Linked DNA regions of Homo sapiens: regions 1 and 3 are each linked to region 2. A link is a contact called in ENCODE Hi-C or POLR2A ChIA-PET data. All regions are on one chromosome and are shown on one strand. The core of a region is the stretch at or near the end of the contact, and the rest is flanking DNA. Distances in the headings are between cores, read along the strand shown. Region 1 holds the start of PUM1 (pumilio RNA binding family member 1). Region 2 holds the start of TAF12-DT (TAF12 divergent transcript). Region 3 has its middle 28 kb from the start of HMGN2.

Region 1 (3,713 bases), core at 852-3,351, 2.4 Mb after region 2:
TAAAAATTTTTAAAAGAAAAAAGTTATCTAACAAAGAATATCCACATAAAAGAGGAGTTTATCACTGACGCACACTAAACACACCTTCATTCTAAAAGGAATGGGGGAAAGAAAAGACTCCTATAAAAATGTTCAAACGAAACAATTGGCTTTTGTAAAGCTATCTGTATGCCCTAAGACTTCCTGCTTTACCTAAAGAGGCAAGGCAGTTTCTCAAACCAGAGAAAACCTGGCAGAACAGTTTCAAAGTGAGCAAATACCTAAGCAATTAACATGTTATCTTGGGTAGTTTTGTGGTATTTTGGCAAATACGGCACAAAAATTAAAAACTCAGTATCCTAAATATCAGAAAAGCTCACTAATACGTGTAGCATTTAAAATGTGATTTTTTTACAAATGACACCTTATAAGTACTTTAAGCAACTAGAAGTGCTCAGTCCAGCTACTCTTTCACAGCTTTCAAATGTTTACAAAGTTTTTTAAAATATCACTAATTGAGTTGAATTCAAAGGAACACGGTTTACTTTATTTCCATGGCTCACCTTTTACTAAAATGCTTAGTGGTTTAAAAGGTGTTTATTTTTACCACACTTAACAAACATTCTGTGGTCATAAATTTATCTTAAAACAGTTCATTTTAAACCTAAACTAAACAAATTCCAACTTCAAAAAGCTGTGGCCTTGAACAAAATGAATTCAATTGTCGCTAAAGCAAAACACTAACTCAAAGTTCAGAATCCGGAGAGCGTTTCCCAAGAGCCCAGATAAAGAATCAACAGCCCCCCAGTGTTTTATAAAGTTAAAATTAGCAAAGGGTCAAAATGTTTATTTTGCTTACGAAAACTGCATCGGAAGCCACATTTCTTGGGGTTGGGCCTGTCTTAGTAAGTTTTTAGGTGCTTTCAAGAAACAAAATGCTAAGCCTATTGTTTCAGAAGTTAACTGACTTTAAAACAGAACCCAGGAAAAGCTTCATAAAATCTTATTCTTAATTAATCCCAGTAATAACAGGAATTGAGCAAAATGGTATCGAGGGCTGAGAACAGTGTTTTCTTAATTGAACAATAAAAGGTAACAATCTAAGTTACGGGAGAATAAAGCCTTCTCTGGTAATGCTGTGTGTGGGTTTCTGGCTTTGTTTTTTCAGCGGGGGGGGGGGGGGGGGCTATAGGAGGGAAAAGTTACAGGAGTGTATTCCTCACTTGACGTGGGAATGGTACTGACAAGTAAAACAAATGATCTATGTTTACCAAGCATGTTTGTGAGGACTAAAACTAGTATTGTGTATCTAGATTTTCCTACTAGCAAGGGGTGAACCCCTCTTTGAGTGAAGAGAGACACCAACACCGGGAGGCTCAAAAAGGAAGAACCCACCAAAAACACAAGCTCACACGGAAACAAAAGGCCACAGCAACCCAGGAGCCTAAAAAGCATTCTGAAACTTCCTGATCGCCACTTCTCCACATTTAAGGCTCGCAAAGTTCCCCCACGGTGAATCTCGCCTGTGGACAAGGGCCACGGCTGCTTCTAAAGCGATTTATTGTTCCTCCTCCTCCGGCGCTGCCACGGAAGCTCAAGAAGTCGAAGAAATCGGGGTGGCACAGAATTACACTTCATGGCCACACAGAAGACTCGGGGCTTCGCAAACCCATCAAAAAAAGCAACCCGAATGGCAACATCAATCTTCGGTGGTTCCCAACAGGGCCAGGCAAAAATGTAGAGGCACGTCTACGCCCTGGGCTCGGGCCTAAACCCCCAGCATTTTCCTAGCTTCGACCCCGCTCCCCACCCCCTCCCTCCTTTGATAACAATAGGGGCCTTGCTGCTGACTCCAAAACATGTACGAGGAACAGCGAGTGAGAAGCCTCAGCCAGGGCCCCGGCGGCTTTTCCAAAGCCCTTCTCACCCCCACAACCACTCTCAAACACCAATATGAAGGGACAATCTGCTCGTTAGGGGTCCGGAGCAGCGTTTGGGGCCGGTGGGGTGCGGATACTCACGGGCGGAGCGGTAGGATGAAGATGGATTTCAGCCCCCCGATCTTCTCTCTCTGGCGCTCTCGCTCCCCCTTACCTTTCACTCCGACAACATGGCGGCCCACTGGGGACTGGGTTGGCGCGGTGCATCCTGGGATAGGCTCCGGCCCCGGCCCCGGCGGTGGCAGCGGCATGTGCGGAGAAGGCTGGCGGCTCTGGAACAGGTTGCCTGGTTGCCATGCCAACCCAGGGCCTGTGTGAACTCGGGAAACTCGCAGGCAACACAAACGCTGCGCGCGAGTGCCCGCCCGCTAGGCGAGCGCGCGCCGCCAGGGCCGAAGGCGGGGTCCCGCCGGCCCGCACCTGGGAGAACACGGCCTGGAGCTGGGCACGCGGGGTTGCGCCGGTGACGCTCCACCGAGTCTCGGACGCGCTCCTCGCGCCCGCCGCGCCCTCGGAAGCTTGCCCCCGAGCACCACAGCTAGCAGGGTTCGCGGACGGCCACCCGCACTGCCCTGGCCCCAGAGGTGCAGGGTTCAAACCCCTTCTCTGCAGCTTTCTAGCTCTGCGGCCTTATTTAAATCGACCTGCCTCCATTTCCACATTTGTACAATGAAGAAGAAAATAACCCCCACTTAACAGAATGGCCTGGAGGATTAAGTGGAATAATGTATGTTAAGTGCTTTTAGTCTTACTGTCTCAAACTAAACTCAAAATAGATTGAAGGCCGGGCGCGGTGGCTCACGCCTGTAATCCCTGGACTTTGGGAGGCTGAGGCGGGCGGATCATGAGGTCAGGAGATCGAGACCATCCTGGCTAACATGGTGAAACCCTGTCTCTACTAAAAATACAAAAAAATTAGCCGGGCGTGGTGGCGGGCACCTGTAGTCCCAGCTACTCGGGAGGCTGAGGCAGGAGAATGGCCTGAACCTGGGAGGCGGAGCTTGCAGTGAGCAGAGATCGCGCCACTGCACTTGAGCCTGGGCGACACGGAGAGGCTCCGTCTCAAAAAAAAAAAAAAAATAGATTGAAAACAGACAAATCGCAATACTGTAAAAGACCAGAAGAAGATATGGGGAGAAGCTCTATAATTGGAGGAGGGAAAATGTTTATACTCATGAATCAAAGTCAAAAGATCATAAAAGAAAATATTGAAAGAAATATAAACATCTGTACGAGAAGAGATGCCATCAACAAAGTAGAACAAATGGATAAAAAATATTTGCAGTACACGGCCAGGCGCGATGGCTCATGCCTGTAATCCCAGCACTTTGGGAGGCCGAGGCGGGTGGATCATGAGGTCAAGAGATCAAGACCATCCTGGCCAACATGGTGAAACCCCGTCTCTACTAAAAATACAAAAAAATTAGCCGGGAGTGGTGGCGGGCGCCTGTGGTCCCAGCTACTGGGGAGGCTGAGGCAGGAGAATCACTTGAACCCAGGAGGCAGAGGTTGCAGTGAGCCAATATTGTGCCACTGCACTCCAGCCTGATGACAGAGCAAGACTCCGTCTCAAGAAAAAAAATATATATATATACACATATATGTATATATACATATATACATATATATACACATATATACATATATACACATATATACATATATACATATATACACATATATACATATATAAACATATATATACGTATATATACATATATATATATTTGCAATACACATGATAAGGAAATGGTTGATCATCATGATAAATGCAAAATTTCTCCCATCAGGGTC
Region 2 (3,318 bases), core at 15-2,514:
GAGTTTTTAAAAGATGATCTTTTGGGACTCTTCCATCACTGACATTCTTTTATTTGAGATGCAGAGATCTGTGCTCATTCAGGGTTGAGTGGAATGGGATTTAAAGCACTTATCAAGTACATAACTGAGTTCCAACTGTTTTCAACTTCACATCTGATTCCCAAGAATGAAGCAGAAAATGAAGATGTTTGCATATGGGCTTCCTAGATTGAGTATCTGACACAAGAAAAGCTTGCCAAGAGCCAAGTAGGCAGTGCGAAGGAGAAGTTGTCTTCCCCTGAATACGTCCTTTATCTCTCTGGGTTCAGGGAATACTGTGAAAAAATGGATCACTAAATCTTTTCCAAACCCTTTCCCTTTACTTTGTAGGCTGATCTCATATCCATGGTCCCTTAGATCCAAGGCTTTTAGGAGCTTGGGTACTCACAGCCCTGTTCCGAGACTCAGGAACTCGGAGTCTCAAAGCCCGGATCCCGTCCCCAAAGAAGCCCCAGTCTTCACTGCCCGCTTCTGTTCCCTTCCAAACTCAAGTTTTCTCTGTCTGCTTCTGCCCCTCAGGAACCTAAGTCTTCGCTGCCCCGTTTCTGAATCCTTAGGAGCCCGGGTCTTCACTGTCCCGCTTCTGCCTCTTAGGAGCCCAAGTCCTCACCGCTCCACTTTTACCTCTCCGGAGCCTGTGTCTTCACGCCCCGTTCCTTTCTGACCCTTTCCTCGTAGGAGTGCGGGTCCTCATAATCCTGCTCCTCTCAGACCACTTTCCCTCAGATGCCGGAGAACTCGCATCCGTCCCCGTTCCCTAAGTCCCGTCTTAGAGCCCGGGTCCCCACAGCCGCGTCTTCTCCGAGCCTGATCCTCTCAGTCAGTCCCTTCCCAAGAGCCTGAATCCTCACAGCCCCGTCTCGTCCACAACCTGGTCCTTCGAACACTGACCCACTGTAGGTCTGGGTCCTGACTCCCTCCTCCCGCTCTTGTTCCTCAACTGCCAGGGCCCAAGACTCACAGGCAGCAGCGTCTATCTCCCCATGATATGCAGAGACTGCCCCAGTGAAGCGTTCGTCTCAGCAGCCGGTCCGACTGCGCGGCCCTCCCCGACTACTTCCGGCACCGCTCCCCGCCTCCAACCCGGAAACGCGCGGCTCTTCCGGCCGGCGGGCGCGCGCCTCGCTTGCGCAGGCGCAGACTGCCCTCCGACACGTGGTGGCGATATTGAGCTGTGTGTAGGTACACCCTGCAGCTTGCGCTTTTAACTGCTTGTGGTTGAGTGGCAGCATGAGCGAGCTCTGCGTATTCCAACCCGGCGTTAAGAATCCTTCACTAGCTTTTCTTCCCGACGCTGCTTATTTATCTATCGGTAGCATGACGGGTAATTGACGCCCTCGGATGGCTTTGAGGTCGCCATTTTTGGTTGGTGCCTTTGTCTTGGTGTCAGGACTGGGATATCATCTGGGACACATTACCCCACAGGTATCCTGTTGGACCTCAACGAGGAAGTTGGCAACAGAGGAACCAGGAGATGAGAGAGATCGGTTGGTTGTGCCTGTGAACTGGCAATTCAGTAGTAACAATTGAGTGCTTACTGTTTGCCGGGAATTGTGCTAATCCGCTTACCTCCGTTACGCCATTTAATCATTTAGAGGAGACCTGTGAGAGATTAAGCAAAGTTCTAGCTAATAAGTGCAGAGCCTCAGCTTGAACTCAGAACTCACTACTAAGCCAAAGCCTGTCCTGTAGCATTCTCTAATGCTTTCAGTTTTTCGGCTGTCAGATGCTTGGTGAGAACTGCTGTTATGTGGCTCACGCCTGTAATCCCAGCACTTTGGGAGGCCGAGGAGGGTGGATCACGAGGTCAAGAGTTCAAGACCAGTCTGGCCAAGATGGTGAAACCCCGTCTCTACTAAAAATACAAAAAATTAGCCGGGCGTGGTGGCATGCGCCTGTAATCGCAGCTACTCCGGAGGCTGACGCAGAGAACTGCTTAAACCTGGAGGGGCGGAGGTTGCAGTGAGCCGAGATCGCGCCACTGCACTCCAGCCTGGGCGACAGAGCGAGACTCTGTCTCAAAAAAAAAAAAAAGAGAACAGCTGTTATTTTTTACTGTATGCTGGAATGTTAGGCATGCAAGTAAGACCCAATTCCAGCATCTGTAAGGTTCACAGTAAGATGGAGAAGAACCCACAAACACACCAAAAATTGTATAAAGAGCTGTGACAGGCCAGAGTGAGCCACATAGAAATTAGGAAGAGGTGCCCAGATTGGTGCGGCATCCTGCCCTGTCTTTATATCTTCCTAATCCTCATCCTACCACGTTCCCAGTCCACCCTCTACACTGCCACCCAATCCAAATTCTCAGATTCAAGTCCTCATGAACATTGGGCTCTAAGCTGTATTCCTAGCCTTATTTCCTTGCCACTGCTCTCCATTCTTTTTAGGGTCCGGCATACCACTTTTTGTTGTTGAATGCCTATACATCTTTTTTAAGACCCAGGTTGAATGTATATACGTTCATTTGACAAGTGTTTGAGTCTCATTGTGTGACAAGCCTTTTGCTATGTGCTGAGTACATAACTGGTGGCTAAGACGGATGATCTCTGTCCTTAGAAAGTTTGCAACCTAGAGTGGGAAACAGACCATTAGCAACTGCACAAAAGGGTGATAGAAGAGAATACTGGAATAAGCCAGACTTATCTAGCTGGCTGATGGCCTGAGCCATGGTCTTCAGTAAGGAAAACACTTACTCAAGGACCAAGATGGCCAAGGTGGCTGGAGCTTTGGTAACCGGGAAAGACAATGAGTTTGGAGAGGTAGGCAGGGGTTTGTTATAGTCTGGACCTTTTAGCCTAGACTATGATGGGGACTTGAGATTATATTCAGTATGCAATGGGAAGGTGTTGGAAGAACGGTGAAATTATGGCGATTGTTAAATGATACAGGGTCTCACTCTGTCACCAGGGCTAGAGTGCAGTGGCACAATCATAGTTCACTACAGCCTCAAACTCCTGTGTTCAAGCGATCCTCCTCCACCTCAGCTTCCCAAGTAGATGAATTTTCTTTTTTTTTTTTTTGAGACGGAGTCTCGCTGTTTCACCCAGGCCGGACTGCAGTGGAGCTATCTCGGCTCACTGCAAGTTCCGCCTCCCAGGTTCATGCCATTCTCCTGCCTCAGCCTCCCAAGTAGCTGGGACTACAGGCGCCCGCCACCGCGCCCGGCTAATTTTTTGTATTTTTAGTAGAGATGGGGTTTCACCATGTTAGCCAGGATGGTCTCGATCTCCTGACCTCGTGATCCGCCTGCCTTGGCCTCCCAAAATGCTGGGATTA
Region 3 (3,824 bases), core at 1,132-3,631, 2.1 Mb before region 2:
TTTATTTCGAGATATGGAGATAAATATAAAATATAGTCAGTTAAAGGAGTTGAAAATGGGTGCCTCTGCTTCAGTGGAATGGGCGATGTCTTTTTGTTTTCTTAGTAGAGATGGAGGTCTCACTATGTTGCCCAGGCTGGTCTTGAACTCCTGGGCTCAAGCAATCCTCCCACCTTGGCCTCCCAAAGTGCTGGGATTATAGGTGTGATAATCATGCCCAGCCTGCTGTTTTTATAAAAACTTATCTGTTTAAACTTTGTGCATATATAACTTTGATTAGGAAAAGAAAAGAGTATAAGCTTCCCAATGACAGAGATTGCAAGAGTCTGGTTACTATAAAATCCCCAGCATTCTACATGTAGTAGGTGCTCAAGAAGTATTTGTTGTTCACGTCATTGAATAAAAGTCACCCCCCAGCTTGGAACTCTGAATGGCTTCTGACAGCACAGTATTAAGATCACAGTCTAAGCCTGGGCAACACAGGGAAACCCTGGCTCTACAAAAAATACAAAAATTAGCCAGGCATAGTGGCACACACCTGTAGTCCCAGCTGCTAGGGAGGCTGAGGTGGAAGGATTGCTTGAGCCTAGGAGGTCGATGCTGCAGTAAGCCATGGATGGCACAACTGCACTCCAGCCTGGGTGACAGAGCAAGACTGTCTCAAAAAAAAAAAAAAAAAATCACAGTCTGTGATGCGCCAGGCACTCAGGATCTGGCCTCTGCAGATTCCTCCGGTTTCTTCTTCAGGCCTCTTTCAGGTGGTCACATGCACAAGGTTTCCTCCTGTCTCAGGAACTGTTTACACGCTGTTCCTTCTCCCTAGAAAGCGCTTCACCACCATCACCTGGTTCTCGCACATAAATTGGTGAGATTTCAGCTCAAATGTCACTTCCTCCAGGAAGTCCTCCCTGTTTCTTGGTTCTCCTATCTCATTCCCTCATTCACCAGCCCAGTGGAGCCATGGTGGACCTATCTCAAGATCCCAAAGGGCCTTGCGGGCCATGTTAAGACATTTGCTCTTTGTCTGGAAGAGAACTGGGAGTCACCGAAGTGTTGCCAGCAGGGAAGGTTAAGATCAGATATGCTGATAGATCTGGGGCTCAGAAAGAATTATGAAAAGCAGCAAGCCTCCTTACTTGATACACAGACAACCTTGCTCAACCAACAGTGGCTTCATCCTACCTCCCCAGGGTACTTCCAGTAATTCCCTATGGTAGTGTTTTCCAGAATGGGACATGACTACAGCTGGGGGCCCTAGGTATTTTTTTTTTTTTTTTTTTGAGACAGTCTTGCTCTGTCGCCCAGACTGGAGTGCAGTGGCATGATATGGACTCACTGCAACCTCTGCCTCCCGGATTCAAGCAATTCTCCTGCCTCAGCCTCCCGAGTAACTGAGACTACAGGTGCGCACCACCACGCCTGGCTAATTGTTGTATTTTTAGTAGAGATGGGGTTTCACCATGTTGGCCAGGCTGGTCTTGAACTCCTGACCTCGTGATCCACCTGCCTTGGCCTCGCCTTGGCAAAACCCCGTCTCTACTAAAAATACAAAAATTAGCCAGGCGTGGTGTCTCGTGCCTGTAGTCCCAGCTACTTGGGAGGCTGAGGCAGGAGAACGGCTTGAACCTTGGAGGCGGAAGTTGCAGCGAGCCGAGATCATACTGCTTAACTCCAGCAAAAAGAAAAAAAAGAAAGCTGGGGCTGCGCGCGGGGGCTTATGCCTGTAACCCCAGCACTTTGGGAGGACAGCCTGGCCAACAGAGCGAGACCCTATCTCTATTTTTTTTTAAAAAAATAACAAAACAAAAAAAGCTGGTTGGTTGTTGGGAGGCCTGGCTGCTTTTGGGAAGGATAATCCTCGTCCACACCAAGGTGATTCAGTGAGCAGGGTGAGGGCAGATGCTGGGTGTCCACGCCCCGGCCCCACAGCAGCCAGAGGAAGATACCAGCCCGCGCACCCGTCGCCATGGCAACCTCAACCCCACTCCTGGACCCTAGCTCGGAAGGGGGCAGGGTATCGAAAGCCGATCGCCAGAGGCTCCTCGGTGCCTCGTGCGAGTCCCCGCCGTCAGCCCCGAGGAGCCTCCTGGCACCAAGCAGGCGCTGCCCCCTTCGGCCACACGGTGGCGGCGCAGAGCCGAGCTCCGCGCCCCACCTGGGAGGCGGCGCCCGCGGGATGGGGCTCCTCGGCCCAGCTCCCCAGCCTCGACAAGGATACGGCCCGACATCCAGGCCAGGAGCGTCGCTGGGGCTTAACCGCCGTTCCCCAAGGCGCCCCTCCACTCCTCCAGCGGGCTCCCGCATCCCCCATTATCCGGCGGACCCCAACCCCTGCTCACGTGACTCGCCCGCCACCCTCGAAGAACTCTCGTGGGGCCGCCCCGCCCTGCCGCAGGTCACGCGCTGCGCACCTGGAGGGCATCTGGCCAGCCGCCAGCTAGAGCCTGCCCCTGCTCAGGCTCGGCTCAACCCGGGCCCGCGCCTGCTCCGAGCCCAGGAAGAGCGTCCTGTCCAGCTCCCAAGTGCGCCGGCCCGTGGGGAAGGAGGCGGGAGTGGGCTCCAGCGGTGCGGCCCTCGCTCCTCCGACCCGGGGCCCTCTCCACCTCGGGGGAAGAAAGAGGCCTCTGCCTCCGCCTCCTTCCCTGAGCGCTGCCACCCTCACTCCGGCCCTCTGACCGCGGGTCCCGGACATTGCGCTTAGGGGTCGCCTTGCAGGGCCAGAGAAGCTGGCAGACCACGCGCGCGCACGTGCCGGGGCGGGGCGTCACCGGGGGCGGGGCCTGGAAGGGCGGGGTCGGCGGGCTCGGGTTCCCGCGGGGCGCGCGCGGGGTGACGGGAGCCGGGACTACGCGGAAGTGGGGGTAGGGGCCGCGGGACGGGGAGGGGCGTCCCCAGTACCCGCGAGTGGCTTCAGGGAGCGCAAGGCCAGCTGAGTCTGGGCGCTGGATGGGCGGCCTTGGCATTAGGTCCAGATTTGGGTCCTAAGTACTGTGCCCAACCGGCCCGAGGGGAAGGGGGAGGAGACAGGAACCGCGCCCATTTTCCGGATCAGGTTCTTGGAACCAGCCCGGAAATCCTGGGACTCAATCTGGGGGCCAGATCTGGAGGCGATGGTTTTTCTAGAGACGGGCTGATGCAGCCCCAGTATGCCGTCGCACTCATTTCCCACATTCCAGGAACGGTCCAGGTCTGCCCTTCAGCGGTTTGGGAACTCCGCGACGACTCCCTCTCTCCACAACTGCAGGGTGGGCCGCGCTCTGAAAACCTGGCAAAGCGATGGGGGTCCCTCAGAGCCCCTCCTTCATATTCAGTTTCAAAAGGATTTGGCATTGGGGAAACCTTGGGACCTCAAGCCACATGGAGAAAGAGCTCCAGGTCACAAGGGCTTGGACCTGAGGGCACCTCGGCTGGCTCCTTTCTCGTGCAGTCTTTGCAAAAGAGGACCAGGTGGTGGCCAGAAGGGCACTTTGAGGGCTGAAGAGCTCAAACTGCACAGGGATAGGACCGAGGTGCAGAGTCCTTGGGGCCCTTTTTTTTTCTGTCATATCTTGTTTTGCCATTCGGCCTGGAAATACCTGGAAATTCTTCCTGCCTGTTTTTCCCTCAGAAAAGTTTTTTTTATGTAAAAGTGGCCAGGCACAACTGTAATCCCAGCACTTTGGGAGGCCGAGGTGGGCGGATTGCTTGAGGCCAGGGGTTCGAGACCAGCCTGGGCAACATAGCAAGACCCCGTCTCTGCCAAAAATACAACAAATTAGCCAGGCGTGGAAACGCGCGCCTGTAATCCTAACTGCTGGGGAGGCTGAGGCAGGAGACTCGCTTGA

The links. Hi-C counts contacts between places; a loop is a spot of excess contacts on that map. ChIA-PET counts read pairs that join two places held with the same protein, here RNA polymerase II (POLR2A). Pooled maps may share reads with other maps.
Region 1: a loop to region 2 is called in a map of CD8-positive, alpha-beta T cell, with 6 times the contacts of the local background. The contact joins the promoter of PUM1 here to the promoter of TAF12-DT in region 2. A Hi-C loop is called at or near these places in 1 of 168 maps with a recorded cell type or tissue (CD8-positive, alpha-beta T cell) and 8 of 50 pooled maps. POLR2A ChIA-PET finds 5 or more read pairs at or near these places in 2 of 52 experiments (activated CD4-positive, alpha-beta T cell and activated T-cell).
Region 3: a pooled map shows a loop between it and region 2 (8-fold over the local background). The contact joins the enhancer-like site here to the promoter of TAF12-DT in region 2. A Hi-C loop is called at or near these places in 1 of 50 pooled maps. POLR2A ChIA-PET finds 5 or more read pairs at or near these places in 3 of 52 experiments (B cell, activated CD4-positive, alpha-beta T cell and activated naive CD4-positive, alpha-beta T cell).

What each region holds. Positions count from the first base shown.
Region 1 is chr1:31,063,616-31,067,328 of GRCh38, forward strand. PUM1 (pumilio RNA binding family member 1) reads right to left here and starts at 2,102. Exons shown (of 22, transcript NM_001020658.2): 1 at 2,001-2,102. RefSeq lists enhancers at 1,759-2,078, 1,946-2,860 and a silencer at 2,189-2,408.
Region 2 is chr1:28,641,992-28,645,309 of GRCh38, forward strand. It overlaps TAF12-DT (TAF12 divergent transcript), which reads left to right and starts at 1,265. Exons shown (of 2, transcript NR_146730.1): 1 at 1,265-1,772. It overlaps TAF12 (TATA-box binding protein associated factor 12), which reads right to left and starts at 1,076. Exons shown (of 6, transcript NM_005644.4): 1 at 1,001-1,076. RefSeq lists a silencer at 2,626-2,920 and an enhancer at 3,128-3,318.
Region 3 is chr1:26,498,235-26,502,058 of GRCh38, forward strand. No RefSeq gene overlaps it. Among named protein-coding and RNA genes, the nearest start is that of HMGN2, 28 kb to the left of the region's middle. RefSeq lists silencers at 2,050-2,229, 2,440-2,929 and enhancers at 3,110-3,179, 3,139-3,796, 3,210-3,269. Within about 2 kb of position 2,382, at least 38 of the 41 ENCODE cell types and tissues checked have a DNase peak (open chromatin) inside an H3K27ac peak, as active enhancers do; they include B cell, where a contact is called at or near this core.